Linked DNA regions of Homo sapiens: regions 1 and 3 are each linked to region 2. The links are chromatin loops, found by intact Hi-C in ENCODE. Cell type or tissue: dorsolateral prefrontal cortex. All regions are shown on one strand. Links, peaks and the distances in the headings refer to the core of each region. The heading gives the core; the rest is flanking DNA.

What was found. Hi-C counts contacts between places; a loop is a spot of excess contacts. Peaks named below come from ENCODE experiments on the same cell type or tissue, not always from the same donor. Only the 100,000 strongest peaks of a DNase experiment are listed, where the experiment ranks them.
Region 1: a loop joins it to region 2, with 5 times the contacts of the local background. A loop is called at or near these places in 25 of 110 quality-filtered maps.
Region 3: a loop joins it to region 2, with 4 times the contacts of the local background. A loop is called at or near these places in 7 of 110 quality-filtered maps.

The regions. Positions count from the first base shown.
Region 1 is chr11:82,859,976-82,870,848 of GRCh38, reverse strand. PRCP (prolylcarboxypeptidase) reads left to right here. Exons shown (of 9, transcript NM_005040.4): 2 at 10,732-10,872. Among named protein-coding and RNA genes, the nearest start is that of PRCP, 35 kb to the left of the region's middle. RefSeq lists an enhancer at 3,017-3,276. In dorsolateral prefrontal cortex, for the core only: CTCF peaks have their summits at 2,969, 3,170 (motif pointing left), 6,246 and 6,453 (motif pointing right); DNase peaks (open chromatin) are centred at 3,168 and 6,448; H3K4me3 peaks cover 1,711 bases; H3K27ac peaks cover 5,870 bases.
Region 2 is chr11:82,728,826-82,739,698 of GRCh38, reverse strand. It overlaps FAM181B (family with sequence similarity 181 member B), which reads left to right and starts at 5,835. Exons shown (of 1, transcript NM_175885.4): 1 at 5,835-9,759. The coding sequence starts at 5,970. The coding sequence ends at 7,250. In dorsolateral prefrontal cortex, for the core only: no CTCF peak of the experiment used is centred there; DNase peaks (open chromatin) are centred at 5,858, 6,546 and 7,134; H3K4me3 peaks cover 4,767 bases; H3K27ac peaks cover 5,083 bases.
Region 3 is chr11:82,837,659-82,848,531 of GRCh38, reverse strand. It overlaps PRCP (prolylcarboxypeptidase), which reads left to right. Exons shown (of 9, transcript NM_005040.4): 7 at 9,107-9,271; 8 at 9,958-10,145. LOC124902840 (small nucleolar RNA U13) reads right to left here and starts at 4,647; the gene lies at 4,547-4,647. In dorsolateral prefrontal cortex, for the core only: no CTCF peak of the experiment used is centred there; a DNase peak (open chromatin) is centred at 6,371; H3K4me3 peaks cover 1,645 bases; H3K27ac peaks cover 7,322 bases.

The DNA of each region.
Region 1 (10,873 bases), core at 2,838-10,837, 130 kb before region 2:
TGCCCCCTGTCCTCTCACAACCCCTTTATGACATTCTCATCCTAGTTTTATCCAACCATTAAACTTCTCTGCTCCTGCTCCTGGGTTGTAAATATCTGCTAAGCGGCAGATTATTGTGCATACCAATTCAGTCTCCAACCTCAGGAGCTTTATGGAGGCCTAGGCATCAGTTTTTTCTTCCATGCTGAACTTTTACCTCTGTCTTTAAATCATTGCCATCCTAGGCTCTCTTTTACTATCTCTTTTAATAGATTACTTTGTCCCTTTACTTCATTGACTAAAAACTAAGGTGTTATATGAGAGGCATTTTAACTAGAATCCTTTTAGTTTCCTCCCTCGGTAATTAGAAAGATAACTCTTGCATCCATCTGTTTCCCAGTGGAGAAGGGGTTCCCAAGTCAGATCCTTCTGTTGGTGCTATTGACCCCATTCCCTCCTTCCTTCCCAGGATCTCGCAGCATCACATATCCCTCACTTACCTAGAGTCTCAACTATTCCCTCCAATTACTTTTTGTCCTAGGGTATTATACCTCTTCCCTGTTTCTTCCTTCTTAAAACTCTGTTGTTGGAAACACAAATTTTACACATTGATCAAATCAACATTTTGCAGCACATGTGGATTCACCAAACACTAGTATGCTGCTGAACGAGCTGCTATGTTGTACATTTTACAGAAAGCTGTTTCTCAGGTAAAGTTATTGTGTCCTGGCTGACAGCCATGACTTTAAAGTCCTTTCCAGTCTTAAAAACTTTGACTTATAACCTTGTCACCAAGATCAATTATATTTTAGGTAATATGCTTTGGTAAAATGCTGATTAGTCCTTCTCCTGCACTCCCTGCAATGTTGGCCTTCTGTCCATATTATTTGTAGTTATATAGAACTGTTTCTTCACCCAGCAGAAGGCATGCATTTCCTGCTTCCTCAGCAGTCCAAATGTTATGTGGTGCTCTTAGATTTAAGGCTTGGGTTCTCCATTAGGCATGTGATTTGTCACTGGGCAAAAGGCACATCCAACTACAGTGTTGTGCAACTCTTCCAAAGCTGGGAACAGACCCACCCAATAAATGAACCTGCACAAACTTGACCTTCTTGGGAACTTTGCTTTCCATTCTCATTTTTGTTTTTATACCAACTGCAGAGCCATGATGCATGCATGCATTCATTTACTCTCTATATATTCATTGGTCTTCTACTACATGCCAGGCCTTATTCCAGTCACTGTGTACTCAGAAGTGGACAAAACAGAAAAAAGTCCCTGCCTATTTGAGTCTATTTCCAGTGGATGTTTTTCATTCACTGTTGGTTTAGAGAAACAATCTTGGATTTCAGCTAGGTTTCTTTCCTCCCTTTCTCCCTCTCTTCCTTCTTTCCTTCCTCCTTTCCCTTCCCTTCCTTCTCTTTCTTCTGTCTCTCTATACCGCTTTCTTTCTTTCCTTCCTTCCTTTCTTCCTTCTTTCTTTTCTTCTTTTCTTCTTCTTTTTTTTTTTTTTTGAGATGGAGTCTCACTCTGTCGCCCAGGCTGGAGTGCAGTGGCATGATCATAGTTCACTGTAACCTTGAACTTCTGGGCTCAAGGGATCCTCTGATCTCAGCGTCCTGAGTAGCTAGGACTATAGGCATGTACCACCACACCCGGCTAATATTTTTATTTTTTGTAGAGACAGGGTCTTGCTATGTTGCCCAGGCTGGTCTTGAACTCCTGGGCTCAAGTGATCCTACCACCTTGGCCTCCTGAAGTGTTGGAATTACAGGTGTGAGCCAGTGCACCTGGCCTAGGTTTTTCTTTTTCCTTATTTATTTATTTATTTTTTGAGACAGAGTCTTGCTCTGTCACCCAGGTGGGAATGCAGTGGTGTGATCTTGGCTTACCGCAACCTCTGCCTCCCAGGTTCAAGTGATTCTCGGGCCTCAGCCTCCCAAGTAGCTGAGATTATAGGCGTGTATCACCATGCCTGGCTAATTTTTTGTATTTTTGTAGAGAAGAGGTTTTGCCATGTTGGGCAGGCTGGTCTCGAACTCCTGGCCTCAATTTGATCCTCCCGCCTCAGCCTCCCAAAGCGCTGGGATTAAAGGTGTGAGCCATTGTGGCAGCCCAGTGAGTCTAATCTCATCTCCCATGTCTTCCCCTCATAAACCTCTTGCCGTAAAACAACAGTTCCTGAATTTATGCTCATTCTGTATAGCTCATCATAGCCTTGCACATGTTTTTCTTCCTTTGCTTGAAATGCTCTTTTGTACCTGAAAAAAAAAAATTCTTCTCTGTGTTTCAGCTCAGATATTACCTCCTTGGTGCAGCCCTCTGTAATTTCCTCAGGCAGGGTGGTGACTTTGGCTTCTGAGCTCCCACAGTGCTTTGTATACAGAACTTAACCACACCACTGCTTGGTTGTTTACTAGCACATTAATCATTTCTGTTAGATTCTCCAGAACTTGAGAAATGGAATTGTATCTTAGTTTTTTTCTTAATACCTGCCTTTTAGTGAGCACTCAATAAGTATTTTTAAATGAAAGAAAAATTTAATATTAATGTGATTTAGTGCAATATAATTTACATATGCCTGTATAGTGAAATAGAAATATAAACATGTATCTTGTAAAATAATATATATCTTCAATGAGATTTTAAATGTTTATCAATCTGCTTTTGAATTATCTTATTATACATACAGAACAATGCATTATCCTAACTCCAGAATCCCCTCATTCTCTTTTACAGTCAGTTTTCCCCTGCACTGGTAACCAATATCCTGGTTTCTGACAGCACAGATTTTGAATCCTGACTTTAAAAAGAAGGGGGATGATTGTTGTTTCAATCATGTGAACATATAATATATTTATTTAGAAAAGAAAGATTTAAAATAATTGGCCTCTGTGTCTGTTTTTTATCCAAGAGTTTGGACTTGAGATCTAAGTTCCCTTTCTGTCCTAAGATTTTCTGAAACTTAATTTAAAACTTAACAAACCGGGTGTGGTGGTGTGCGCCTTTAGTTACAGCTACTCTCGAGCTTAGGAAGGAGGATCGCCTGAGCCCAGGAGTTCGAGGCTGCAGTGAGCTATGATCTGGCCACTCTACTTTGCCTGGGCTACAGAGGGGAGACCCCGTCTCTTAGAGAACAAACAAAAAAAAAGTAATGGTCTTTCCGACTTTACTACTTATATAAGGGCGCCCTCTGGTGGTGTGTCATTTCCTAAAATTTATATGCAGTGCTTGATTACAGCAGCACTTTATCTCTAATTTGGGAGCTTGAGCTGTGGCCCGGTAATTCTTCTAGTACAAAGCTTCCTGAAGCCGTGGGAAGGCATTGATTATGTGGTGCTTTCACAGAGCTGTTTGACCAACAGATAGAATCTCCCTCTAATGAAACACTTAACTGTTATTTGTCAAAACATGTTATTTCTTGATTTACTGGAGCATTTTAGGTATTCTCAACGGCAGGATATTTTCACCTCTGTTTTAGCAGTAAAGCAAAGAGTGTTTTGGTTTCACAGCATTTTGATAACTTAGCAATTCCCCCTCTGGGCCCAGGAGTTCTTGGTTTGAGGAAAGAAAGGTTATTAAGCACTGCAGAATTTTTCGAGAGGGTGTTTTCTCTCCCCATTTGGTTACTAAGCACAATTTTTTTTTCCACATAGATAGATGCTGTTGTGATATTTATTTATACCATTATTGAATTTATAATAGCTTCTCATATTTTCTCAAGCACTGGCTACTAATATATAACACATCTGTGATAATTTTAACATTAAGAAGGGAACCTCATAATCAGAAACACAAGAACCACTTACTTAGAAGATTTAAACTGCATCAGTTGAGCAATTATCTATGGCCGGGCGCGGTGGCTCATGCCTGTAATCCCAGCACTTTGGGAGGCTGAGGCAGGTGGATCACTTGAGGTCAGGAGTTTGAGACCAGCCTGGCCAACATGGTGAAACCCTGTCTCTACTAAAAATACAAAAATTATCCGGGTGTGGTGGTGGGCACCTGTAATCCCAGCCACTTGGGAGGCTGAGGCAGGAGAATTGCTTGAACTCGGGAGGTGGAGGTTGCAGTGAGCCGAGATCACGCCCCTGCACTCCAGCCTGGGTGACAGAGCAAGACTCCGGCTCAAAAAAAAAAAAATTAAAAACAATTATCTATAAAGTATCTGCCATGTACAAGGGCACTGTGGTAGCTATTGTGTTCTTGCCTTTCAAACCATCTGAGTATAGGAGGCTGGGGCACTAAATTTTCCCCATGATGGACTCTCCCATTATCACTTATTTGCTTCCCTTTCTCATTTACCATTTTCTCTTTAAATAAATTTATTTCTAAGAGTCTCATTTTTAAGATTAGGGGCATGTTAGGAAAAAAAAAGCATAGGAGTCAGGGAATGCAGTTCTGTCTCCTGGTTAACACTTATAGAAGTATGTGTAAAGAGGAGCAGTGTCTTATTACATACGAAGATGATTGCCTTTGAAGCATATCTCTGAGAGGACTTCCACCCTTTTTGTTAAGATGGAAGCTCGACCCTCTAAGGTTGGCAATGACGAGAGCATCTTCGTGGGAAGGGAGGACAGTATCTTCTTGGACTCACCTTCCTCTTGGAGGGACTTGTAAACATTTCCTTTGCTACCACTACACTCACTGGGGGATACCGTTTCCTCTTTAATTCTTTAAGTCAAATTTAATCTCCAATACTTTCTGGTATCTTCATTGTATGGATGAGTAAAGGTAGAACATTTAAGCAGGGTTTTTGAAAGGCCTTGACATAATAAAGAAGAAATAAACCAGGAGTCATCCAAGAGCCAGAGATCTGACTCATAAGATGTGGCTTGCTCTCTGATCTTGTCCTACCTCTAGGGTGCCCATGTGTGAGGGACAACTTAGTAGGAATCCACTCCTAGACATCCATCCTTCTCCAACTGTAGATCTAGGGCTTGTCTAAACTCCACCTTCCTTCCATGTTTTAGTCCTTCTTTGGGAACCCGTGTTCTTCTAACATAAAAGTGTCCATCCTTTCAGGGCATATCAAGCTTGCCCAGAAAGCTGTCAGTCTCCATTTAAGAACTCTAATGGAATGTAACCCCACAATCCCCAAATTAATATAAGACACACACATCAAATGGGAGAAAGAGGGTCTTATTTTATTTTAGATCTCTGCATTAGAGTTGGAAACCAGAGCACATGAAAAACTCCTTTAAGGTGCTTTGATTTATTGGAGGCGTAAGTTAATTTTTTTGGTCATGTATATCTCTGGGTATACTTTTTGTATCTTTAGTAAAATTTTAGTTAACTGTTATTAGATGTCTGGGTGCCTGAATAAATCCAACTGCATACTGAATTTTCTAAAACCGAAGGCTGCCAAGAAGGAGCCAATGTGATTTTGGTTTTATCAGTGGCCTAATGGAGTTAGCAATAGTAGTGTAGTAACAATTATTGTCAGGTCAGTGAAAAGACCAACATTCCACATATTCTGCAATGTAACTGTTAGTAAATGGCTGGGAGATTTGTCCTTCATTTTGCAAATTTAGGAGAAAGATACTCACTCTTAAGTGTCGCCTACCGAGGGTTGAAGTTTATAGTCAGCTTTATCTGCATGAGCGTGTTATAATGCAAGGAGTATAAAGATCTGGGTTTTCTTGGAGGCGGGATTGGGTAGGGGTTAAAAGCACATGAAAAGAATTACATTTGATTCCTAATTATTAGTTACATTACCTTGGGCAAGCTCTCTGACCTCTCTGAGCATCAGCCTTCTTATTTTAAAACTGGGTGATGAAAGTGGCCCCAGAGGGTAACTGCCGAGATGGTGAAGGGATCTGTGTAGAGCAACAGCACTGTGGCAGACACGTGGTAGGTGCTCTGTGTTATTCCCTCCCATCCCCACCTCTCCCACCCCCGCTGTCCCCAAGTTGCCATCAAAACTAACAGATGTAATGTTGCTACTGATTTTTCTGGATGCGAACTTTATTCTTGAGTGGTTTTAAAGTCCAAATAATTACTTTTATACAATAAACATCATTTAAAGGATGGTCTCTTTTCTTCTTGCCTACCCATTCTCACAGATCTATTTCTCCTCCACATGGTAAAGTGGGGAAGCATGTTTTGAAATTTCTTGGGCCATAAAAAAAATTATAAAAAAGAAAAAATGAAATTTCTAGGACCACGTGCTAGAAAGAACTGCTGTGCATGACTAGAGAGGTTTGTTTCCTTTCCAAGGTCATACGGTGTTGTCTTTACCATGCTATTATTTATTTTAATTGGTTCAATAAACCAAACTGCAAAAATAAAGTTCTAGCTCTGCCTCTGCCTTGTGACCATGGCTAAGTCATGTGACCTCTTCGAGCCTAATTTCTTCAGTTGAGCAACACAGACGGAATGGTTTCTAAGGCCCTTGTGACCTTTCCGTGTTGTAATTCATAAAATCTTTATTCAGGAGCCCAGAACAGGGAGTGGCACGTGGGTCCCACTTCTCAACAGCAGAGGGCATGCTGCCCCTAGTGTGCCTGGCCATTAGGTGTTGAAAACTATCTAGTTATCTAGCCAGAAGTTGATATCCTTGATGATAGGAAGGAGCCAAGGAAATTCTGTAAATTCATGTTGTGCAAAGAACATTTCACTACGTATTTCCAGTTGTTTAGCACCTAGGTGAAGCACTCAGAAAATAGGAGATTTTGACATTCTAAGGTCCTGTAATTCTGTGAAGAACTTAATCTGTCTCCCATCTAAGTACTCCGTGCTTAGGATTGGTGTGCAAATGGGATAGAGAGGAGAACTAACATCTTTTAAGCACGTATATATCTGGAACTATGCCTGGTACATTAGGTGCATTTTCCCTATCCTCACAGAAATCCTTTGAATTGTATGTGGTTATCCTTATTTTATACAGGAAGATACTAAGGTTCAGAGAGGTTAAGTAATTTGCCCGAGGCTTCACAGTTAGAAGAGATTCAAGTTCAGGTCTTTTAACTCCGAAGTCTGCTTTCTTGCCAGGGTTCCTCTCTCTTTTCCCCAATCTTAACAATCAAGGCTGATTGCTGGGAGCAGGAGTACCTTGGGCATGGCCACACAAGGGAATTTGGCTTTCTCTGGTTCTGAAGTTCTTGTGGCCCTTGTGATTCTAGATGGAAGTGTTTCTCTGGCAAGAACTTTATATCAGTTATATTTAGCATGACATATACAAACACATACCCATGTTTTCAAATCTGAAAATTTTAGACTGGATTATTAATGTTTTTCTTTGTGGGATGCTTTTAAAGGCTACGGCAATATCTCAGTTTACATGAAGACTCAGTTCTGTAGTCAGTGGGTGAGGTGAAAATCATTAGGGCAAAATTATCTTCAAGAATCTCATGGGAAGGCATCTTGTTAGAGAGCCATGAGCTTCCTTTCTTTAAGTCCAACACAGTCAGTCTTTCCTCCCTTGTTGAAACCTGCTGAGTTTCGAAAGGTGTTCCTGTGGTGGTTTCTCATGTTGAGTTTCAAATGATACAGTTAGCTTATATTTGGGGGTATGTTCAGTGGTAATTCAAATCTTTAGACACCAGAGTCTCATTCAGCATGATGAGATACTTACAGTATTTCAGGTACTCTGAAACCTAGAACAAGAGAAGGAATAACAAATTAATGTCTATTTTGGTGCTTATTCTAACTCAGTGGTTTTCAAAACTTTACAGAATCACCTGTACGGCTTGTTAAAGCACAGTTTACTGGGTTTTACCCTCATGGTTTCTGATTCTGTAGGTCTGGGATTCAGCCAAGGGGATTGCATTTTCAGCAAGTTCTCAGGTGAAGCTGATACTGCTGGTCTGGGGACCTCACCTGGAGAACCACTGTACTAATTGAATGGAAGCAGGTGGAATCACTTATCCGTCTTCCTTTCACTGTCTGTCTGCCTTTCTTGCCCTTTCATTTTTAGGCTGAGTGGATATAGTTGAATTAGCTTAAGTTAAATTCAGGGATTGCAGCTCAGCCAACTCTTTATCCCATTGCTTAGCTTAGTACTTGGCCCAAAATAGGAATTCAATAGATTCTTGTTGAGTGAATGATTGAGTAAATTAACATGTATAATGGAAGGGTTTATAGCACATGGACATCATTATTACATACCTCGTCCATAAAAACTGCTTATTTTCCTGAAAAGTAGACAGTCTTTAGATTAGAATATCATATTTTAGGACTACATATGGTGATGATCATAGATACCAGGAAGTTTGCAGTTAGGTAAAGTTTTGAGACACTTGTGTTTTGGGACCAGTGGTATGAATGGGAACTGTGTGTGTAGATAGAGCTGGGTGCAGGAAGTCCCATCTGTTTTAGAATGACCTAGGCAAGTCTTACAGGGTCTGGTTTAGGTCAAAACTAAGCACTGTTCCTGGGAGACTGGAGCAGCGCTGGAACAGCCTATGTCTGACCCAGACTGGGTGCTGCATTCTCATTTCTGTCTTTCCAAAGCACTGAGGAATTTAGCCCCCATGATGCTAAAGGCTCAGTGAGACTCTGTGCTGCAGGGTAAATCTGTAAATTCAGATTGTTGTACATGAATCTTACCATGTTATAGTATTTGATAATTACATTTTAAATAGTAAGTTAAAAAATCTCAAAGGGTAAAAAGAAATCTCAAAAATATATTTAAAATTCCGTTTAAGAAATCATTTTCTTATGTAGCCAAAACAATATGAACACTTTTGACAAAATGAACAAGTCTTTAGGTCAAATTGAGTATTCCTTTTCTGAAATGCTTAGGACCAGAAGCATTTCAGATTTTGGATTTTTTTTTGGATTTTTTTTTTTGATTTTGTAATAGTCATATTATGGTTACTGACTGAATATACCTAATCTGAAAATCCAAAATTTGAAATACTCTAATGAGCCTTTCCCTTGAGTATCATGTTGGTGCTCAAAAGTTTCAGATTTGGAGCATTTGGATTTTGGATTTTTGGATTAGGGATGCTCAACCTGTATCATTTAATAACTAGTCCATATTAAAATTACACATTTGTCCCTACATCATTGTGTATATCTTGTTTGTTCAAACTAGGATCCAATCCAGGGTCATGTATTATGTCTGGTTATTATGTTCCTTAAAATTCATTTAATCTAAAATAGTCCTTTCTCATGATATTGCCTTGTCAATTGTCTTGTAAAATGTTCTACCTTCAGTATCTGTTGTCCCTTTGAAATATCTTCAACTTGCTCTTTTACCTTTATATTTCCTGGAACCTGGAAATTAGATCTAAAGGCTGGATTAAGATGAAATGAAACATTTTCGGCAGGAATACGTCATAGGTGATATGTGCTTCATGTTGTGCCACATGAGGAGATACATAATCCCTGCGTGCTCTACCATTGATGATACTAACAAAATTAATTACTAGATTAAAGTGATAGCAGCCTGATCCTTCCATTGTAGTTATGTTTTCCCCTTGTGACAAGCGAGTATTCTCTATTGTATTACTTTGATACTATATGAATGTTCATTTTCATATTATTCATTTTCCTAATGCTTTTAACACCAATTGATAATTCTTGCCTGAATCAGTAACTTTACAGAACTGTCATATTCTAATTCTGTCATTCCTTCCACATTAGCTGACATTTGACTAAACACAGCTCTTCTTTATTAACTGGGACTATTCGTAGCCATCAAACACAGTTCTGTTGGACAGGCAGGTTAAATGTTGAATTTTTTACTTTTTAATTCCCAATTTCAGAGTAAGAGTTGATTTAATAAACAAATGGTGGCAAATGAACCTTTTCCTTTCTTTCCTTTTTAGAAATATTTTTGTGGACTAATGGAGTTTCATGAATTGAATGTTTCAATTAACTACAGTCATTATTCTTTTTATGTTTAATTTGTTTTTGTTTTACGTTCAATTTATTAAAATGATTGCCAGTGATAGTTCCTTGTGGTTGGTTCCTATCTTCTTTAAATATAACTCTCCATTAATTGTGAGCACTTTCTTGCTTCCTTGCACAGCAAAATGCATAAGCTTATCTTGCAGCTTCCTTGTCCCAAATGTCAATCAGCCACTTCACTAATAAGCCCTAATTTCTTTTGGTGGGAATGATATAGACATGAAATTCTTGTAACTTAGAATATCTATGGTGTGCTGGGGTGACAAGGTTTATGGACCTTTTCAGTAGTCTATTTAGTTCATGAATTTTTAATATTGAAAGTTTGTACAATGAAAATTCAGATAGTAATGGAAAACTGTATTTTGAAAAATAATGGGATGTATTATATACTTAAAAATTGCTAAGGGAGTAGATTTTAAGTGGTCTTATCACAAAAAATGATAAATATATGAGGTAATGCTTATGTTAATTAGCTCAATTTAGCCATTCTACAGCATATACGTATTTCAGAACATCATGTTATATACACCATACGTAAAATTTTATTTGCCAATTAAAAATGCATTAAAAATTAAAAAAGGGTTCACATTGTATTTACAATTCAATTTTAACATTATGTTTTTAAGTAGCTATTTGATTTTATAATTGTATTTTTTCTTTTACATTGAAAATCTTGATCACCAATAGCAAATATTACTTTATTTTATAATATAAGGAAATGATTTCAAAATAATAATATCGATATTACTATTAATAATAAAACAGTGAAGTTTAAAATTTCTTGTGATTATTTTTGTAGTAGAGATTGATTTTAATGGAAGAATTAATTACCTTTATGTTGATCTCATTTTATTACTTTCCTTTGAAATATGTTTTGTTTTGTTTTTATCACAGGTTGATCATTTTGGATTTAATACTGTGAAAACTTTTAATCAGCGGTACCTAGTAGCTGATAAATACTGGAAGAAAAATGGTGGATCAATACTTTTCTACACTGGTAATGAAGGGGACATTATCTGGTTTTGTAATAACACGG
Region 2 (10,873 bases), core at 1,868-9,867:
GATAGGTTTTGAAGACAAAAAATGTGAATGACAAAGAAAAAGGAATTAAACTGTTTGTAGTAGTTGTGTTGTTTGTAAGAATATTGGCATTGTTATTCCAAAACTATTGCACATATTGTAGCACATATATAAAACAGCATAAAAAAGAATATGAATCTGATCAAGCCTCTACAACTATTTCTCATTTACAGGAAACACATGGACCATAGAAACATGTTAGGTGGCATCGTAGAGACAGATGCAACCAACCAAGTACAGAATGTGGGAAAGTTGACAAGATAAAGATGCAGTTTCTTCAACAAACAAATCACAAAGAAAACAAAACAGTAAGTGTATGTGGTTATATATTAAAAGAGATTTAAGAGACATACCAAACAAATTCTTTGTCTTTTCTTCCATTAAGGGGTAAATTCTAATTTCCCTTCCTTTGAATCTGAGCTGGCCTTAATGACTTGCCTGACCGATAGGAAGTTGTGAAAGTGACATTCTGGGAATTCTTGGGCTAGGTCATAAGAAGCCTGGCAGGTGCCACATGGGCCTCTTGCAGCGCTGCCTCCAGTATTCCTGAAGCTCCACATAAGAAGTCTGAGTACTCTTAGACCAACATACTGGAGAGGCCAGTATGTGTAGGTGCAGGTGCAGTCATGTGAATGATGCCATGTTGAATCCTCCAGGCCAGCCATTGTCAACGTCACATGAACCAGGAGGATCACCTAGCCAGCTCTTCCTCAAATTTCTTACCCATATTATTGTGAGATGTAATAAAATGGTTGTTGATTTAAGCCACTAAGTTTTGGAGTAATTTGTTATATAACTATAGATAACCAGAATAACATCTAATATTTTAAGACATAAATTAAAATCTAGTGTTAGTAGAATCTGGTTTGCAGGGGAAAACGATAAGAAAGAAAACAAGAGACATTTGTGAGGGTGCACAATTTGTAAGGTAACACTCTATTGTGATGATGATAATGATACTTTATAAGTCATGTGGTAAAATTCAGGAATTAATTTGCTTTATTCGAGATTTAAAAAATAATGAATGACAGGAAATTGGTTTGGGAAGGGAGAGAAAAACAGATGCATAATTATTTCTTTCATTATGAATGTACATTCCTGACATCTCTGAGGGCTAAGATTGTCCTGCAGGGAATATGATTAAAGTTACAAAAGACGAAAACAAAATAAATAAGTCAGCTTTTGATCCTGCTGCTATATTTACCCACAAGAAAGGAGGCAGCTCTCAGGTGGGCTTTTGTCTAAGTAATGTCCTGAAATCCAAGTGTAAAAGAACAATATGAAATCTCAATTCTCCCAAACGGTTTGGGGCGAGTTCAGCCCTTGAGCCCCTGGGGGACTTGGTTCCCAAGGAGACTAATCCCACTTGCACAGCATTAAGCGTCACTGGGGTGAAAGAGCTCTAGTTTGGAGTTCTGCAGAGAGCCCCTACTGCAGGCTGGAGCCGGGTCCCTCTGCTCCATAGGAAGTGAAATGTATTGATGTCAAAGCCACTCAAATGAATGTGCTCACTCAGGGAGTAGGAGGAGGGACTGATGGGCTTGGCTAGAGCTGGCTACTAACTTTACTGAAACCAATTTCATTCCAGATAGAGCTCTTCCTCAAAGGAAAGGAGATCAAGGGAAAAAGCAGCCAAGGCCTTGAGGCTGGGTCTATATGTACAATTTAGTTGGACAGTGGAAGCTCTAAGGATTTATTTTGGTCTCAGGTATAGAATTACTTCAAGCAGAAGCTGTTCTTTGTTGCCCTATTGCCTACATTTTCCCATAAACACCACTGCTTTCATTTAGCCATGCCTCTGCCCAGGCTGTTCTCTCTGCCACAGATATTGTGTGTTTGCTTTACACAGTCAGATATATCATTTAAGTCTTAGCTCAAATGCTGCATGTCTATGCAGCCTTCTCCAACTCCTGTGGGCAGACTTGAGGGTCCTTTTACTTCCATTGGACATGTATCACATTATATTACAATGGCTTGTTTGCATATTTGTCTTTCCACCCAAAGGGTAGAAATCATGGCTTCTTATCTCTGTATCCCCAGTACTAGCATAGCGCTGAGCACATTGTGGGTGTCAATATCTTTCTGTTGGAAAAAATCAGTGACTGGATGGATATTTATTTGTAAGGATCAATTTTGTGAATCAGGCTATAGAACTTCTAAGCCATGAATTTCAGCTCCATGGTTTACAAAAACTTCAATTTCCATTATCTTATTGATTTTCACAATAGCCCTATCAAATAGGATTATGTTATTATTCCCCATTTATGGATGGGAACATCGAGGTCCTGAAGGTTAAGTGACTTTTCCATAGGCAGTCAGATAATAAAGGCAGGACTGGACTCCAGTGTCAGTCTCCGGCTCCAGTTTTAGCACTCTCTCTCCTGTATTTCATTGTCTTTTTGTAAGTTTCTACAACCCCCAAGTATAGCTACTCTCTTGCATTTGAAAATAGTCACTCACTTTGCTGAGGGAAAGGACAAATGATGCTGGTTTCATAGGGTAATGTGTTGGTAAGGAATGGGTGGGGCCTAAGGAATCAAGAACATGGACATTTGTTGAACTGCTATTTTGTGTGAGGTGCTTTTATATATACCATCTCACAACAACCTTGAGGAGTTGAGATTATCTCCACTGTGCAGGTGAGAAAAGTAAGATTCAGAGGCATTACTTGCCTGTTATGTCATGTAATTCTCACCCTGAGAACAATTATGACCATTCCCTTTTTTCAGATAAGGAGTTTGAGCCTTTGGAATATGAACTGACTTGTCCAAGCAGTTCAATAGCAATAGGCAGGGCCAGAATTTGAACCTGGCCTCATCTAACTTCAAATCAACTTTGATGTGCAGAACTCCAATAGAAATGAAGAAAGACTTTTACATATGAAGCTTTTCATATTCCATTTATTTTGAATATGATTTTAGGATTTAGATAACCCTGGGGATTAAGAGTTTTTTCGGAATAAGATGTCGATTAAATGTAGAGTACTGTGCAATTGGTGTCCAAGGACTTGTAAGAGTGCTCAGTTGACAGAAGGTGAAAAAAAAAAAAAGTTAGTGCTTTTGGCTGCCAGACCTGGAAGCCTATGGAATGGCCCTGTTGGAAAGGGGATGGGCAGTGCTGACATCCACATCTGGAGTGGAAGAAGCACAAATCAGTGACAGGTCTGCACAATTTTCTGAATGTGAATACCACCAAGAGTAAAACAGACAGTTCGGCCATGGAGGACAAAATGCTGTGTGTAACTCAAATGAAAAGTCCATGATAATTGAGCCAATTTGAATTTAAAATAAAAAGTTTGGCTCAGCTATGTGGGTTTGGGAAGTGGCTACTTCATCTTCTAAATGAAAAATGTTCATCTGGCCTTTTTTCTTTCTTTCTTTTTTATTATACTTTAAGTTCTAGGGTACATGTGCACAATGTGCAGGTTTGTTACGTATGTATACATGTGCCATGTTGGTGTGCTGCACCCATTAACTTGTCATTTACATTAGGTATATCTCCTGACGCTATCCCTCCCCCATCCCCCCACCCCACGACAGGCCCCGGTGTGTGATGTTCCCCACCCTGTGTCCAAGTGTTCTCATTGTTCATTTCCCACCTGTGCAGTGTTTGGTTTTCTGTCCTTGCGATAGTTTGCTCAGAATGATGGTTTCCAGCTTCATCCATGTCCCTACAAAAGACATGAAGTCATCCTTTTTTATGGCTGCATAGTATTCTATGGTGTATATGTGCCACATTTTCTTAATCCAGTGTATCACTGATAGACATTTGGGTTGGTCCCAAGTCTTTGCTATGTGAATAATAGTCTTTGCTATGTGCCACAATAAACATACGTGTGCACGTGTCTTTATAGCAGCAAGATTTATAATACTTTGGGTATATACCCAGTAATGGGATGGCTGGTTCAAATGGTATTTCTAGTTCTAGATCCTTGAGGAATCGCCACACTGTCTTCCACAATGGTTGAACTAGTTTACAGTCCCACCAACAGTATAAAAGTGTTCCTATTTCTCCACATGCTCTCCAGCACCTGTTGTTTCCTGACTTTTTAATGATCGTCATTCTAACTGGTGTGAGATGGTATCTCATTGCGGTTTTGATTTGTATTTCTCTGATGGCCCATCTGGCCTTTTTTCTTTGGTAAGGCTGTGCCTTCATGGTGTTCAAAAATGGTTTCGCTACATCTACAAAGTGAGGCTTAATAAAAAGAGTTTTGAAAGAGATGGTCTATGTCTCTCCTATGCAAGCTCTGTATCGAAACTAGAGTAACTTATTTAGAGAACACTTTATCACACACACAGTGTTTTCATATAGAGACAGTCCCCAACTTATGATGGTTCAACTTTATGATTTTCCAACTTGAATCAGTGTATTACATGCATTTTAACCTACAATATTTTCAACTTACAATGTGTTTATCAGGATGTTGTTGCTCTATCACAAATTGAGAAGCATCTATGATCTCACTTAATGCTCATGAACACCCTATGATCCAGAAGACACGTAAGGGATATAGTCACCTTTTTGTGTTTCAGAGAAGTAAGGGTGAATACTCATCCAGGCTATGGAACAATGTATCATTTAAATATCACAAGTGCCCTGTGGGGAGGGCAACTTTACCTGCATTTAACATGAGTAAGCTAAACAGAGAGAGTACGCTGGTTTGTCTAAAGCCATGCACTCAGCAGAGCAAGGATTTCAACCTAAGTCATGAGGTTATTGAGTGGTGGCTAAGACCAGAACCCAAGCCTCTTCTGAATCTCTTGTGAAAATGACCTTATTGCTCATTTTCTCTATCTATCCCAAAGAGGATTGCCCAGGTGAAATTAGTTTTAAGTGAACTTCATGATGATCCCTGAAATGCAATGAAAATTCCAGGGATAACCTAAATGGTATGACAGGTAGGGGAGAGGTTCCAATCCATCTTTTATTCTAACATGCTGAGAGTTTTATACACACACAGTGTTCTCAAGTAACAGGGGGCTTAGCCAGATCGACTCCTTTCTCCATTGCCTCCTGCTATGTGTTAATAAAAGATGGGCCACTGCTGGCCTCAATTTACTGTTAGCCAATTGTTACTCGTAACAATCAAGTGGCAAACAGTCAAGAAGAAAGAGCACTGGGCTTGAGAATCCTGGGAAAACTCAGGTTAGAATCTTAGGATCAGGTCTAGAGCTTTAAGAAATACTCATTTTCCTTCCCCATCTTAATAGATGAGAAAGGCAAGGGCAAGAGAGGACGCAAGTATTGTCAAGGGCTTAGGAATGGCTTTGGAGTCAGAATGGGCTAGATCTGACTTTGGCCAACTCACTGAACCTCCCTGAGGTGCAGTGTCCACGTTTGTTGAATGGCGATAACATGTAATTCACAGGGCTGTTGTTCAAGGATTAAATGAGATAATAGATGGACAGCGCCTGGCAGAAGCAAGCGCCCAGAAGCTGGTGGGTGTTGTTATACAGCTGGACTGAAACCCACGTCTCTAGACTCCTGCCTTCTTGCCTCAGGAGAGGCACCACCGCAAGTACCTGCAGAAGCCTATCAAGCGCTGCAGCGGCCTCATGGGCCTGAACTGGAGTTTGAGACCAGCCATCTCTTCCTCACCCCTTGCGGTTAGAGGAGTCAAGAGAAACACCACGGGGCAAAGGGAAACGAAGGAGTTAAGGCGTTGAGCTTCAGAAAGCTCAGAAAACTAAAGCGACCCCCCACTCCTCCAAGCCAGGCTAAGTAAGCCCCTCCCCTCTACCACCGGGACGGTCGCCGCGCGCTCCCTCCCTCCGCCCCTTGCTTACAAGACCTAATGAGCTCCCCCGGGAGGCAGCGCAGCGAGCCAGGCCCGGAACTAGTAGGCTGCGCCGCGCGCGCCGCGCCGGGGCGGGAGCTGGGTCTGGGCGGCGGGCAGGAGCTGGCGGGGGCGCACGGGCAGCGCTGCGGACAGCCCGGGAGCCGCGGCGATGGCGGTGCAGGCGGCGCTCCTCAGCACGCACCCTTTCGTGCCCTTCGGCTTCGGGGGCTCCCCGGACGGGCTAGGGGGCGCCTTCGGAGCCCTGGACAAGGGCTGCTGTTTCGAGGACGATGAGACCGGGGCTCCGGCGGGTGCGCTGCTGTCGGGAGCCGAAGGAGGGGACGTGCGCGAGGCCACCCGCGATCTACTCAGCTTCATTGACTCGGCGTCCAGCAACATCAAGCTGGCGCTGGACAAGCCGGGCAAGTCGAAGCGGAAGGTGAACCACCGCAAGTACCTGCAGAAGCAGATCAAGCGCTGCAGCGGCCTCATGGGCGCCGCGCCCCCCGGCCCGCCCTCCCCGAGCGCCGCCGACACGCCAGCCAAACGGCCGCTGGCCGCCCCTAGCGCCCCGACAGTCGCGGCCCCGGCCCACGGCAAGGCTGCCCCCCGGCGGGAGGCGTCGCAGGCCGCCGCGGCCGCCAGCTTGCAAAGCCGAAGTCTGGCCGCGCTCTTCGACTCGCTGCGCCACGTCCCCGGGGGTGCCGAGCCGGCGGGGGGTGAGGTGGCTGCGCCGGCGGCCGGGCTAGGAGGTGCGGGCACTGGGGGCGCGGGAGGGGACGTGGCAGGCCCCGCGGGGGCCACGGCGATCCCAGGGGCCAGGAAGGTCCCGCTGCGGGCACGCAATCTGCCTCCGTCCTTCTTCACGGAGCCGTCCCGGGCAGGCGGCGGCGGGTGTGGCCCGTCGGGGCCGGACGTGAGCTTGGGCGACCTGGAGAAGGGCGCGGAGGCCGTGGAGTTCTTTGAGCTGCTGGGGCCCGACTACGGCGCCGGCACGGAGGCGGCAGTCTTGCTTGCCGCCGAGCCTCTCGACGTGTTCCCCGCCGGAGCCTCCGTACTGCGGGGACCCCCGGAGCTGGAGCCCGGCCTCTTTGAGCCGCCGCCGGCAGTGGTGGGAAACCTACTGTACCCCGAGCCCTGGAGCGTCCCGGGCTGCTCCCCGACCAAAAAGAGCCCCCTGACTGCCCCCCGCGGCGGCTTGACCTTGAACGAGCCCTTGAGCCCCCTGTACCCCGCCGCTGCGGATTCTCCCGGCGGGGAGGACGGGCGGGGCCATTTGGCCTCTTTCGCCCCCTTCTTTCCAGACTGCGCCCTGCCCCCGCCGCCGCCGCCCCATCAGGTGTCCTACGATTACAGCGCGGGCTACAGCCGCACCGCCTATTCCAGCCTTTGGAGATCCGACGGGGTTTGGGAAGGGGCGCCGGGGGAGGAGGGGGCGCACCGGGACTGACTTCGAGGCACGCTTCCCTTCATTAGAGACGGCTGTGGAGAGCGCCGCGCCTCCGTGGGTTTCTCCTAAATCTGAAGAACGATGGGAAAATGCACGTGGAGATGAAACCAGATTTTTAAAAATTCAATTAATAAAAGCAACTTCAGAAAAAAGAGATGAAGACGAGTTGGGGATTGTTTAATCACAACCTCAAGTGTTAAAACAAAAACAAACAAACACGTTTGTAGGTTCTTACTGGACCAGAGGAGTCAAGAAACCAAGATGGTTTGGGGTATGGGGTGGGGACGGCAAAAGGGGTAAGAGCTGGCTTCTGTAGCCACCTGTCCCTTCTATTTTTCAGCGAAGGTCAGTGTATTTAGTGTAATTACCCCTTCTAAACAGTGTCCTAGTCCCTCCCTTCCCTCTCCTTGAGTGCATTTTGAATTAAAGCCTATATTGAAAAGAATGGAGGTGAGACTTACTGATTTGGGTGTTTTCTTACAGGACGGTTTTCCGTCTGGTCGCTTAGCTTTGTTAGGTGAGCCTGTGGCTGAGGGAGGAGGCCGGTGGTCCACTGCTGACCTCCTGTGCTTGTCCTTGGGTAGGGTTCTCTTCTGTCACGGTTTAACTCTTTTTTCTGCCCGCTTCCTGCTTCCATCTCCCTCCACCCTTATCACAGTCCCAGTGCTTACTTTCCTTCTTTCTTTGCCTGGCCTCTCATTATTCTATTTCTTTCGGCCGGCTTTTCTTGCACATCTCTTTTGTAGGAGACTTAAATTTGGCAAACCTGGGTTCCATTTCTCTCCTGTCTTTTCCCCATTTTCCAGCCACTTTGGGAGGGAGAGGGTGGGCAAACTGTAACCTCTTTGTATCAATTTTCGTGATCTGAGAGGGTGAAGACGGTAATGTTCTTCTACTCACTTCACAACTGGTTGGGTAGCTCAGAGGGAAATAAGTAAAATGTCTTGAGGCTGTGGCAGTGCTTGATTGGTTCTGCTGTGTATATATAAATGGTTTCTACACACGGAAACAGAGTTGTGAGTCCCATGCCTTTTTTGGCGGGGGGCTATCTACTTGCCTGGTGATTGCCCTTTCCCTTACAAGCTGTACATCCTCTTTACCATCCCTCCTTCTCTCCTTCCACAGCTCCCCTTCCACCTCTGTTGGTTTCTGCCTCCCTTTGTTTCCTCAGTCCTTATACCCACACTCTCCCCACGGAAGGGCATAAAGAAAGGTGTGAAGTTTCCAAAGGAATTTCTGTTCCCTGAATAGCAGGTCTGATGAATGGAATCTGAAGGGGCTCTGCAGGGAGGAGTATGATCTGTTGTCCGAGGGAGATTTGGGGAAAAAGAAATATTTTTACCAGCCATGAATGTGGCAGAGAGGACACATGGCACCAATAGGTTGGTTAAGGGGCAGGGGAGGAAAGACTGGTGGGAAGTGAGCAGCTGGAGGGAAAAGAGGAGCCCTTGGTGCTGTAGAACTGCGGGGAGAAAGGCATGAAGAGAGCAACGCCCAGAACATCTGAGTGAGAGGCTGCCTTCTGATGATGCTGCAAAGGAGAGCTGCTTGGCTTCAAGGCACCCAGGATTGATTGCAGGAATATCTGGATGTGAGTTAGTTGAAAACCGAGTGTTACCGCAAGAGGTGTAAAAATCCAGGTTCATGTTTGCACACATCAAAAGTATTGTGATATTTTCATAAAAGAATTTCTGGAAAAAATGAGTATTAACCAATGGTAGATGCAACTTTAAATGCTATCAGTAAGTCATTTTCTTCTGAATAAAGCCTTTCTTAAGAAAGCACCACAGGAAATAGAACGAGTACTGTTAATGATGAAAAGAACTTTTGCAACTCCAGAAAGCTAATGTCTATTGGATTTCTTCCAAAGTGGTTAAAGGTGATTAATTCCATTGTGCTAACAGAATATTACTTAATAACGATTTAATTTGTCTAAACTGTTGTGAATACAATCCAGGATACACTTGCACAGTAGGAAAACATTAATAACCCTGTGACTGTTACTAAGACTATAGTGTCATTGTAATGTTTCTTAATTCTCCTCTCCTTTCTTACCTAGTGTAGTAAAACAGGTTATCTCTCTCCTACTGTTTTGCTTGCTATACGTTTAATTAATAATAATATCAACATTGTTTCCGCATCCCAGGCATTTAAGCTAACTCACTGAGCCTCTTAATATTGCCATGATGTAGGTGCTTGATACTGTTTGGATCTGTGTCCCTAGCCAAATGTCATCTCTAATTGTAATCCCCACATGTCGAGGGAGGTCCTAGTGGAAGGTGATTGGATCATGGGGGTGGTTTCCTCCATGCTGTTCTTGTGATAGTGAGGGAGTTCTCATGAGATCTGATGGTTATAAAGTGTGGCACTTCCTTGCTATCTCTCTCTCCTGCCACCATGTAAGACGTGCCTTCCTGCTGCTTCACCTTCTGCCATGATTGTAAGTTTCATGAGGCCTCCCAGCCATGTGGAACTGTGAGTCAATTAAACCTCTTTCATTTATAAATTACCCAGTCTCAGGTAGTATCTTTATAGCAGTGTGAGAACAGACTAATACAGTACTGTCATTATCCCTATTTGAAAACTGAGGCTCAGGTAAGATAAATAGCTTGTCAACAGCAAGTGGTGGATCCAAGATCCAAATATACAAGTGTCCTAATACCAAGACCTGCCTGTTACTTGCCAGGCTCTCCTGTGCTTTGTACATGTGTGTGGTTTCCAGTTCCCTGTATTATGGTACTAGCAGGTTTTTTCAACTTCAGCACTATTGACATTTTGGGTGTCATAATTCTTTGCTGTGGGAGCTATCCTGTGCATTGTAGAGTGTTTAGCAGCACCCCTGGCCTCTACCCATTCGAAGCCAGTAGCACTGCCTTAGTTGTGACAATAGAAAAATATCCCCATTACCTCATGTCTCCCTGGGAGGAAAAATTACTGCCAGTTGAGAACCACTATGCTAGAGAAATGTATATAGAAAGTGTCTGTGGGGTGTTTGGTGCTTTCATATACATTATTTCCTTTGTTCCCTACAGAGGCCTGTGCTTCGGTGTTATTATCTTCATTGTTATAGGTGACAAATAAGAAAGGCCAAGGGGAGGGGCTAAATCAACTTAGGTGCATCTCATCTCTGCTGATTTACCTGCAGTGAACGAGTAACTTAACCAAATTGAAGCATGGTTTATGCATTGGAAAAATTGGATAACGATCGATCACAAAGCGTTATTGTGATTTGGCATAGGGTATATATAAATATCCTCTAAGAGGAAGGGGGCAGTACTTAGTAGCAGACAACCAAGGCTTGGCATTATGTCAAGGTTCCAATCCATCCTGTTACTCAGGTCCCTATGTAGCCCTATTCCTCCCCACCTTGCCTTCCAGTCTGGGCACATAATGTGTCTGACCATGCCGCTTACTGTAGTACAGTAAGTACTGCCCATTAGTAATTGTTTTGCCAAGGACTGAAATTATTGTTTCCTCTGTTATATCAGTTTCTGCTGAAAGCTGTTAGAATCTTTTTTTTAAAAAAAATCTCTTGCTTAGCCACATCCCTGCCCATAGAGAATTCTTTTTTTTTTTTAAGACAGTGTCTCACTCTTGTCACCCAGGCTGGAGTGCAGTGGCGT
Region 3 (10,873 bases), core at 1,902-9,901, 110 kb before region 2:
TGAAAGTGAGGTTTTGGTCCAGAACTGCTGCTTCACTTACCAACTGTGTGATCTTAGGCAAGGTGCTTTTCTTTCCCCATCCCGTCTTCCTCTGTAGAAGGGAATAACAGTACTTACATACCAAATAGGGTTGTGCTGAGGATCTAATAAAATGTTGGATGTGAAACACTTTGGAAAGTATAAGGACACATTACAGTATAAATTTTAAGGTTCTTTTCATGTCAAAATTATTTATTGTGTATGTTCATTTTAAGCATTTCTTTGTAAAGAGCTTTCCTTTTAGTTTTAAAAACAAAGGCTGGCCAACTTGATGGTTAAATTTAGAGAATATAACCAACTCTTCAGCTAGAATGAGTGTTGGAAGTGAAAATAGAATTGGCGATATAGAGCCGGGTTTCAAATGCACTTTTAATTTAACCACCCCTTTGAATTATTACATGTATACCTTGCTTAAAAATTTGTAACTTAAACAAGTTCATTTGCTATTATTTTTCTTCATTTAAAAAGTAGAATGACCAGTGAGTGTATTGCATATAGCAGGCCAGAGGTAAGTATATATTGAATTAGAATGAATTTCAACAATACAAAGTTGTTGAAAAGAGCAGATCATGTTTTATGTTAGAAAACCTAAATCAATAGGCCTGGCATGGTCGCTCATCCCTGTAATCCCTGCACTTTGGGAGGCCGAGGTGGGAGGATTGCTTGAGGCTAGAAGTTTGAGACCCACCTGGGCAACATAGTGAGACCTCATCTCTACTAAAAATCAAAAAAATTAGCAGGGCATAGGGGTGCCTGCCTGTAGTTCCAGCTGCTTGGGAGGCTAAGGCGGGATGATTGCTTGGGGCTGCAGTAAGCTGTGATCATGCCACTGTACTCCAGCCTGGGCAACAGAGCTAGATCCTGCGTCAAAAAAAGAAAAGTAAAGAAAAGAAAACCTGGATCAAAATGATAGGGAAAAACTAAATCTAAACTAGTTCATCTCCATAAACATCTATGTGCTAATAATGCTTTATCTGTCCATATTACTTTACTATTTACAAAGCGCTTTCATGTATGCTGTCTCACTAAATTCTTTTAAAAGTACTGTGTAGAAAAAGAGGTATAATCCAAGATTTATGGAGAAGAAATTAAAGCTCAACTAAGAGGTGGTAGAAGTAGGATTTGAACTTGGGTCTTCACTGTTCAGAGCCTCTGATCATCTACTGCATTGCACTGGGTTAGGAGGAAACTTGACTGAGGATTGAGGGGACCATTGCTCACAGGGTGACATCTATCAGATTTAACTCTATATCTATCTGTGTACAAGGTGAGAATTACATTTGTATCTTTATTCTCACTTGAAGAATGAATGAGTTGTCAGATGATAAAAACATATGGGGAATTCTCTCATTATTTAGAACAGAGGTTGAGAAACTTTCTGCATTCAAAGGGCTATATTTTTAGGCTTTGCGAGCCATATAGTTTCTGTCACAATTACTCAACTCTGCAGTTGTAGCATGAAAGTAGCCATAGGTAATACATAAACAATTGAGGATGGCTGTCTCCAATAATAACTTATTTGTAAAAATAGGCAGTGGGCTGGATTTGGCCTGGGGTTTGTACTTTGCTAACCACTTATCTAGAAAAAGGCTGGAGAAATATAGCTGTTGAATGTTAGTTGGTGTACCACAATTTGGAATAGTGAGCAGTCTAACTGGTTTTCTCCCTACCTCTTTAATGTTCATTTTGGGATATTTTGCTGTTCAGTCTTACATGTGAATAAATATTTTATCCTTTGTTCTTCTAAATAATTACTCAAAACCAGCAGAGTATACCTCAAATATTTTGTCATCTAGTTTTGATTTACTGCAATCCTTTTATGCTTTATATATATGCATTATAAAAGTTTATTTTTAAGGTAAGATATCTTTAGGTCTTTCCCTCACAGTCACCCTTTACTTCTTTTATCCAGGATTAATTCTTGTCATTCTCTTCAGTTATTTCTTACTGACATTATCCTTTCTTTTGACAGATCAAGGAATTCTTGATTGCTGGTATTTATGATTCTGTTTCCAGCCTGCACCCCACCAGAAGTAATCTTATCTCTTGCCCCCTGCTTGAGAAATTCCATTGCCTCTGTTTCCAATTTCATCCTATAGTTAGTTACCCATCTGATTTTCAGAATTTTTCCACTACGTCTCCCTCCCAAACTTGTAGCTTCAGATCACTTTCTTTCACTGTTCATTCTATTTCTCCTTTTTTTGACCCCCCTCTGTGTTCTCCCAACCCACTAATCCCTGGAACACTACCCAGTTGGGGACTGCTCTTTCACTTGGATAGTTCCATTTAACCAGAACTCCTCCTCCCTCTGATACACTTCCTCCTTTTTAAAGGGCTGACAAACAGGCGTCCTTTTCTGAGTCTGTAACTCAGGCTTAGGATGGTGAGATAATATGTAACAGTTAGGTTATGAAAAAAAGCAGGTGATTTCCAATTCTGTCTGGGACCTTGTACAGTTCTGAAGGATCCATGGGCAGCGACTAAATGCCATTTTCCGTGTCAATTCAAGTATCGTTCCTTTTAATTTGTCTTTGGGCTTTGCACACTCAGACTCCATTTGCTTTTGTTTACTGTTAACAGAAGCTGCAACATTCATGCAGAAATAATCATGGACTTGGCTGGTAGAACACAAGGAAGAAGAGAAAAGGGAAACAGAAAACCCCTCTGTCATTTGACTGTTCTGTCAGCATGAAAACTACTAGGTTTCTTCCCAGCTTAAAGAGCAACTTTAAAGGATGCTGTAATTTGTTAATTTTGGAATCACATTTCAGCTGATAACTTCTCAAATATTTCAGCATAGGCTGCTGTGCATGTAGATAGATATAGTGAAATAATGACATAAGATGGAAAAATCTCTTCCGTTTGTCTTGGTGTTTGGTAATGTATGCGACCTCTCTGGGTGGTTTAAGCGGTTTAGGTGCATTCTATGAAAAGGGAGCTTTTAATGACAAAACTAATGTGATTATCTGAGTGAGTGTGAGAGGGGTATTGAAGCCTTAGAGAAAGAAAATCTGTTAGAAAAGCTGAATGTATCTGCTTAATCCTTTCTCTAATGTGGATGGACCATGCTCTGAGAGGAGATTGGTCTTTTTTTTTTCCCCCAACATATCTTCTTTCCTTCCTCTGTTAAAAAATTTTCTTTGACCCCCTTTTCCTTCTCTTATTTAAATGTGTACTCTCATAGGTAGGAACACTTAAAACTTTTAAACAAATCATTATCTTTACTTTGTCTGGTGCATGTGGGATTAAAGGGCAGAACTGAAATACTTGGTTGCAGATCTGATTAGTTTGGTAGTAAGGTTGCATGAATGTTCTATTTTCTCAACTATTTCTATACACTTTAAAACTGGAATGAGTAAAATGGACTTTCTAATGCTCTTTCTGTTTCCTGAATGTTCATCTTTATTCTAGGAAATGCCGTATCACTCTACTATTTTACAGTTGTTTTTTTTTTTTTTACTATTACATACTTTTAATGTTTTATGATTTCATATTGCCACAAAATTCATTCTAAGTTTTTGCCAAAACAAATAAACCTAGAAAAATATAAAGATGATCTAAGAATTAGGAAAATTGTTTTAAAAAATTAAGCATGAGACAGCAGGTGTATTTAAGCATTGTTTGTGTTGTTATTTTTCTTTTAGCTTTTAGTTGAATACATGCAATATAGTTACAGTGGTTGGAAGCTCCAGAGAGTCTGCATTTGTGTTTTTTTCTTTTCTTTTCTTTCTTTCTTTCTTTCTTTTTTTTTTTTTTTTTTGAGACGGAGCCTCGCTCTGTCTCCCAGGCTGGAGTGCAATGGCATGATCTCGGCTCACTGCAACCTCTGCCTCCCGGGTTCAAGCGATTCTCCTGCCTTAGCCTCCCAAGTAGCTGGGATCACAGGCACCCACCACTGTGCCTGATTTTTGTATTTTTAGTAGAGACGGGGTTTCACCATGTTGGCCAGGCTGGTTTCGAACTCCTGATCTCAGGTGATCCACCCGCCTCAGCCTCCCAAAGTGCTGGGATTACAGGCGTGAGCCACCGCGCCCGGCCTCTTTCTTTCTTTCTTTTATTTATTTTTTTAAGAGAGAAGGTCTCATTCTGTTACCCAGGCTGGAGTGCAATGGCATGATTTTAGCTCACTGCAGCCTTGAACTCCTGGGCTCAAGGGATCCTCCTGCTTAAGCCTCCTGAGTAACTGGGATTACTAGAGTCTGTATTTGAATCCCAGTTCTGCCACTTCCTTGCTGTGTGGTTTTGGGCAAGTTTCTTAACCTCTCTGTGCTGTAGTTTCCTCATTTGCAAAATGTGTATAATAACAATTGTAATGCTTATTAGGGTTGTTATGAGTATTTCATAGCATCTGGTATAAAGTAAAAGCACTAAATTGATGCTAGTTATAAATAATAATAGCTATTATTATTATGTAATATTGGGAAACCAGATGATTATACCAGGACTTTGTGGTTGACGTCTGGGTTGAGACCTATATTCATAGTGCTTTTTTTTTTTTTTTTTCCCACATCAGACAGGTAATGTGCTGATAGCATAACCAGGTTTGAGGGTGGTCCATTTCACACGTGAGCATGAAAACCCAATCATACGCTTCTTGCATTCATGGTTTTTAAATTGTGTATCTGTAGCCAGACCTCTGAGCTTGTTTTCTCTTCTGTGAAATGGGAATGATCATTATATGGTGCTCTCTTGGTTATTGTGAGGAAAGAACCTGCCCTGCCATCAAAGAATATTCAGTAGTTGTACTAGCAACCTCAGTCCCAGCTATTCACATTTCAGCGCATTTACAGTATGTGTAGGAATGACACGCCTTATGTAGAAATTGTTTAGAAGAAGCCGTTTGCTAGGGCTCACAAAATAAATAGAAAGTAAGTTCAGGGATACCTGGGTGTTGAGTATTTTGGACAGAGATGGTTGTCTGATTATATCACAGCCTCTATGTAAACAATCAACAGGCCAAGTGCTTGCTTTTGTCACGTCAGTAATATCTGCACATTATCAGGGTTAAGCTAAAGTATTATATGAGGTTAAGACAAAATTGTTGATATTTGACTGTTTTTGACTTATAAATGTGAGAATTTCATATGGTTCAATTTAATATTTATGTATTTTATGCATCCTACAGTTATTTGATAAAAGTATGTGAATATCTCCTTTTAAACTACTCGTCTTTTTTTTTTTTTTTAAGAGATGGAGTCTCACTCTGTCACCCAAGCTAGAGTGCAGTGGTGTGATCATAGCACTGGAGCCTGGAACTCCTGACTGAAGCAATCCTCCCACCTCAGCTTCCTGAGTAGCTGAGACTATAGGCACGTGCCATCACACCTGGTTAAGTTTTAATGTTTTGTAAAGATGAGGACTTGATATATTGCCCAGGCTGGTCTTGCACTCCTGGCCTCAAGTGGTCCTACTGCCTGGGCCTCCCAAAGTGCTGGGATTACAGGCATGAACCACTGTGCCTGGCATTGAGTTACTCTAGTCTTTAAATAAGCATAGGAATAGTGCTGAGGTCTGGCTAATATGACTTCAGTATTTTTTTGAAACTTCATTCACTCTGCTACCAAAATTGTTAAGGAAGTGCAAAGAGATATTAGAGATTCTGTTTTTTAATGGTAGAGGATGATGCTTGGACTCACAAAATCTTTGAGTTAGAAAGGAAATTTAGACTTACCTAAAATAAAATTTCCATATTAAATTTGCAAATATTTTGCAAAAAAATTTTAAGTGACATTTTTTCAGGCTTTCTATCTAGCATAGTAGTAGAATTAAAAATCAGCACTTCCTTTCTATAAGGCAGTTTGACAGGATGTACCAAGGGCCTTAAACATGTTGATCTCTTTTGAGCCAGTAATTTAAGAATTTATCCCAAGAAAACAATTAAGAATATAAGAAAGATTTAGCCCCAAGGGTATTTATTGTAGCCTTATTTGTAATGATGAAAGGTGGGGAATGACCCAATTTTAGGGTTGCTTCAGCTGTTTTTCAGCTCCCCATCCCGATTGCTCTCTTCTAGATTTTCTAATGTTGGTCGGTGCCCTTCGTAAGTTGTGTACAAAGCTGGATCCAGTACTCCAAGGGTGATCTGACCTCACAGAGCACAGTGCCTGGGGAGTGCCCTTAATCTGGACTTGGAATTCCATCATACAGAGGCCAAGTCTCTGACCATGATGTTCTCTCTGTGTAACTGGGGCTGCTGAAACCCAAGTATTGTCAGCCAGTGCCGGTCTCCAGCCATGCTTGTGTCTTTTAAGAAGTGACAGTAACTGCTATTTGTGGAGATGGCTATTCATAGGGACTCCTTTTCTTTGCCTGACAGAGGCCCAGTGTTCTAAGCTCTAAGAGGGGCTCTGATGCCAGCATGTGAGTCACACTCACTTGCTACTGTTCTTTTCCAGAGTTTTGGGCCACTTGTTGCTGCACATCACTACCTCCTCTCCCCCTGCCCAGCTTGCATTGTCGCCCTTCCCCATCTACCATGCTGTCCTTGAACATAAGGCGCTTCTCTGCATTCCATGTGTCTACTTTGTAGTTATGTGCTGCATTTTGAAAGAGCTGAATCTATGTCCAGGTTCAGGAAAGAATGCTGATCAACTGTTGGCAATAGATGGTTTAATATATCTTATGATTGTTTCTTGATTTCCATATTGTCTTGAGTTATTTCTTATTGACATATTTCCTAGGAATGTTTTCTGAGAAAAGTGCCATGCAAATGTTAGGTATTTTTTTGACTTACCATGAAAAATCGAGAGTTGCCAAAATAAACACTATTTTGACTTTTAATTAGCTCTCAGTTTAGCTCAATTCTCTCTTCATGTACATCCTAAACCCTGGTATTCCTTATTCTTATGACCTCACAGTTACTTTTGAAAGATATATCCAATTATTTGAACATCTTAATTTCTGACTTTTCTCACATTCAGCAGTTCTGAAAACTTTTGGCAATGATGCACACTCCATCTTCCTTTGGAAAGTCATATTACATTTGAGCATGTTAAAGGTTCTGAGAAATCATCTGAGATTATATAATAATAACAACCAGTCAGGAAAACTGTTCACATTTGCTAATATACAGTTTCTCAAAACTATCTGGCTAGGAAACATTTTTCCACAAAGTACCAATAAACATTCCATGGAAATATTGTGGTGCAGAATATATTTGGGGAGAGGCATTGAATTTTCCTGAAAATTCATTTTCTCTTTTACAGTTTTCCTTTTTTTTTTTTTCCCCCGCTGGCAGCTGGTGCCAGGCAGAACTGTGATGAGGGGCTGGGTTTGGTTGCATCCTTTCTCAGTACCCTCCTTTCCTGACTGGGAGCATGTCCCCAGCCCAGGCCCTGTTATTCCTGCTGCCCAGAATCTCTCTCCCTGAGGTGGGGTGACTGGGCTCCTTTCCTGGCTTCTTCTCTGGACTAGTCTTTTTTTTGTCAGGACTAGTCTATTATATATATAATCTTTTCCGTATGAAATGGAAAAGGACCAGATTACTGAATTCATGTCAGAGTCAATAGAGATTCAAGCTTACTGGGTTTGCCTTGCCACTGGGACTATTTGTAGTTTTACAGGTGGACACTTCCTAAGCTGTGTGTCATAATGGATAAGATGTATATTTCATAACCAGAGACAGCTGGGAACAAATCTAGGCCCTATTATTTACCAACTGAGTGACCTTGAAGATGACTTAACCTAAGAATCAGGTTTTTTTTTTCATGTAAAATAATGGACAATCATCTATCTGATAGGGTTCTTTGAAGATTACATGGTGTATTGGTTGGAAACCCAAGGCTTAATAATTACTAGCTGTTGTTGTTGTTAGTATTATTCAGCTATGATTCCATTGCCTGTTATTTTTCTCCAACATTTTATTATGAAAAGTTTGAAACATATGGAAAAGTTAAAATAATTGGACAATGAACACTCATGAACCTAACATCTAAATTCAATAAATAATATTTTATTATATTTGATTTGTCACATATATATTCACCTATCCATCACTTCATCTATCTTTTAATTTATCCTATTTTAAAATGAATTTTAAAGTAAATTGCAGACATCTTCCTCTTAAATACTTCAGCTTTATTATCATTAACAAGAGTTCAATATTTGTGTATGGTTCTTCTTCTGGTGGTGGAGGGGTGAAATCTAGATACCATGAAATACACAAATTATATCATTTTTCATGTAACCCTATTAAGATATAGAATATTTCTGTACCCAAGAAAGTTTGCACTGGCTCTGTTTAGTCAGTCCTCACCTTTACTCCTAACCCTGAATATTGTCTGATTTTTATAGCTAGGATTCCAGGCATTTTTTATAGGATAGTGATAGGAATATTTGGGAGCTGGGGAGTTGCAGCATATGCTTTTTATCACACGACAGATGCTGGAACTTGGTATAGTTTTTCCATACGAGATTTTATAAATTTTGCATTTTTATAAAAGTATAGTAATTCATTCAGCAAACATTTACTTACCAGATACCTTGCTAAGTACTGAGGGAGACATTCTGAAATCAAGTGAGTGAAGTAGAGCATTACAGGGGCTGTGATAAAAATAGGTACAGGGTATAATGGAGGCACCAAGAAGGGAGAGGTTTAATTCTTCCCAACTTGGAAACATAGGCAAGGATGGCCTTGAAGAGGAGGTAATATTTGAGTTGAGTGTTGTAAAAGATGAGTTGGTGTTCAAAGGCATTAGTGGAGTGGGAGAGGAGTTGGAAAACAGTGTTTCAGGGTGAGAAAGGGCAAAGGGGAAGGAGCCTGGTGTGGTGGGGAATGGTTTTCCTAGGCTGGAGCAAAGGCAGCAAAGAGGAAGCTAAGATGGTAGATGGAGAGGACTTTGCATACCATGCAAATGACTTCGGTTTATTTCTATAGCCTAAGGAGTAATTGAAGAGGTTTATTCATTTATGGAGGGGATTAAACCCAAGAGAGAAATTAAACACTGCAGTTAGTAGCTTAAGAATATTTTATGATCAGATCAAAATCATATTTCTTCTTTGTGTTATTAAACTGTCATTTTATATTCATATTCTGACTCTTTCCCCATTTATCTTTCTAAAATGACAGGTAGTGTGCCAGTATTTGAAAAATCCCAATGTATCTGATTCACTGCTGCTGCAGAATATTTTCCAAGCTCTGAATGTATATTACAATTATTCGGGCCAGGTGAAATGCCTGAATATTTCAGAGACAGCAACTAGCAGTCTGGGAACACTGGGTTGGAGCTATCAGGTAAATATGTATAATTTCCCCAAGTGGAACTTACTTTTCACTGACACAGTTGTGCTGTAAAAAAAAATCAGGGTACACAAGATTTTGTCACCTAACCTGGATCCAGTTTTGGGCTCTGTTACCTTATGCTGTGATACTATGGACAAGTTTTCTTGTTCATTCATTTGTTCATTTAATAATCACCAAATAGATATTGAGTTCTTACATGTGTCAGGCACTCCTCTAGGTTTCAAAGATACAAAGATAAATGGTACATGATCAAATCTAGTGTAGTAAAAAAGTAAGTAAGTAGTATTTCAATAGATCTTGATAAGTCCTACAAAGGAAGCATTTTATAGACATATAAAAGAAAGGGAGTCTAATTTGTCCTTCATCTGCACAATGAGACTAATAATAATAAACTTTCCTTGCAGAGTTGTTTTGAGGGTTAAATGTGATAATAAATGTGAAATCAAGCAGTTTGCTATGAAGGGACATAATCCTGACTTCCGTGACTTCTTGGCCAAGTCTTTTTAAGAATAATGAGAGATTATATGGCGCAGAAGTAAAGAACAGGGCGTTGAAGCTGCCTTGCCTGAGTTCAAACCCTGCCTTCACTACTTACCAGCATTATGACTTTGTGTAATTTATTTAACCTCTTTTTGCCTCATTTTTCTAATTGGATTCTCTCTTGGTTTGCTTCTTAGGCCTGCACAGAAGTAGTCATGCCCTTTTGTACTAATGGTGTCGATGACATGTTTGAACCTCACTCATGGAACTTAAAGGAACTTTCTGATGACTGTTTTCAACAGTGGGGTGTGAGACCAAGGCCCTCCTGGATCACTACTATGTATGGAGGCAAAAACATTAGTTCACACACAAACATTGTTTTCAGGTGAGTTTTTGCTGTCCAAAGATAAACTTCAGTTGGTGGAACATTTGTAGAATATCTGAAAAAACAGAACCAGGGAAATGCTGGACAATATAACAACATAGAATACAACAGTGCTACCTGTCATGTTTTCCTATGCCTTGAAAGATAGGATGCTGAGAAGAGATAGGATTTTTTGCTCTATTACCAATGTGCTTTATGAAAGTCTTAAAAATCAACAGCAACAAAATTTTTTAAATATTAAAAAAACTCTCCAGCACAAAATAAAGCATCATCTGTTGTTCTTAATTTGTCTTATTATTGTTATGTTGTTGTTGATGGTAATAAAAAATTTTCAGTATTCATCACTTTTGAAGTGCCCACTTCATTCTGTTCCAAGTACTAAATGAGGCACTTTAAATAAATTACCTGGTTAAATCCTCACAACAACCCTGTGAAGTAGTTTTTATAGCCCCTTTTTTACTGTGAAGGAAACTGAAGGTCACTGTGTTCAATCACTTGCCAAAGCTCATCCAGCTTTGTTTTAGTTACTAAGTGATAAAGCCAGCTTTCTATCATGGCCTGACTACAAATCCCATGTTTGTTTTTCTACATTACACTGTTCCTTAAGAAGTCACACAGTTGCCACTGGTTCACATTAGAGTTAATTGAGCAGACTCCATGTGTATCTGACTGGGACTTCAAAATTTCCATGTTTTGAGTTGAACATTAGGTTGTCAGCTATTAAAATA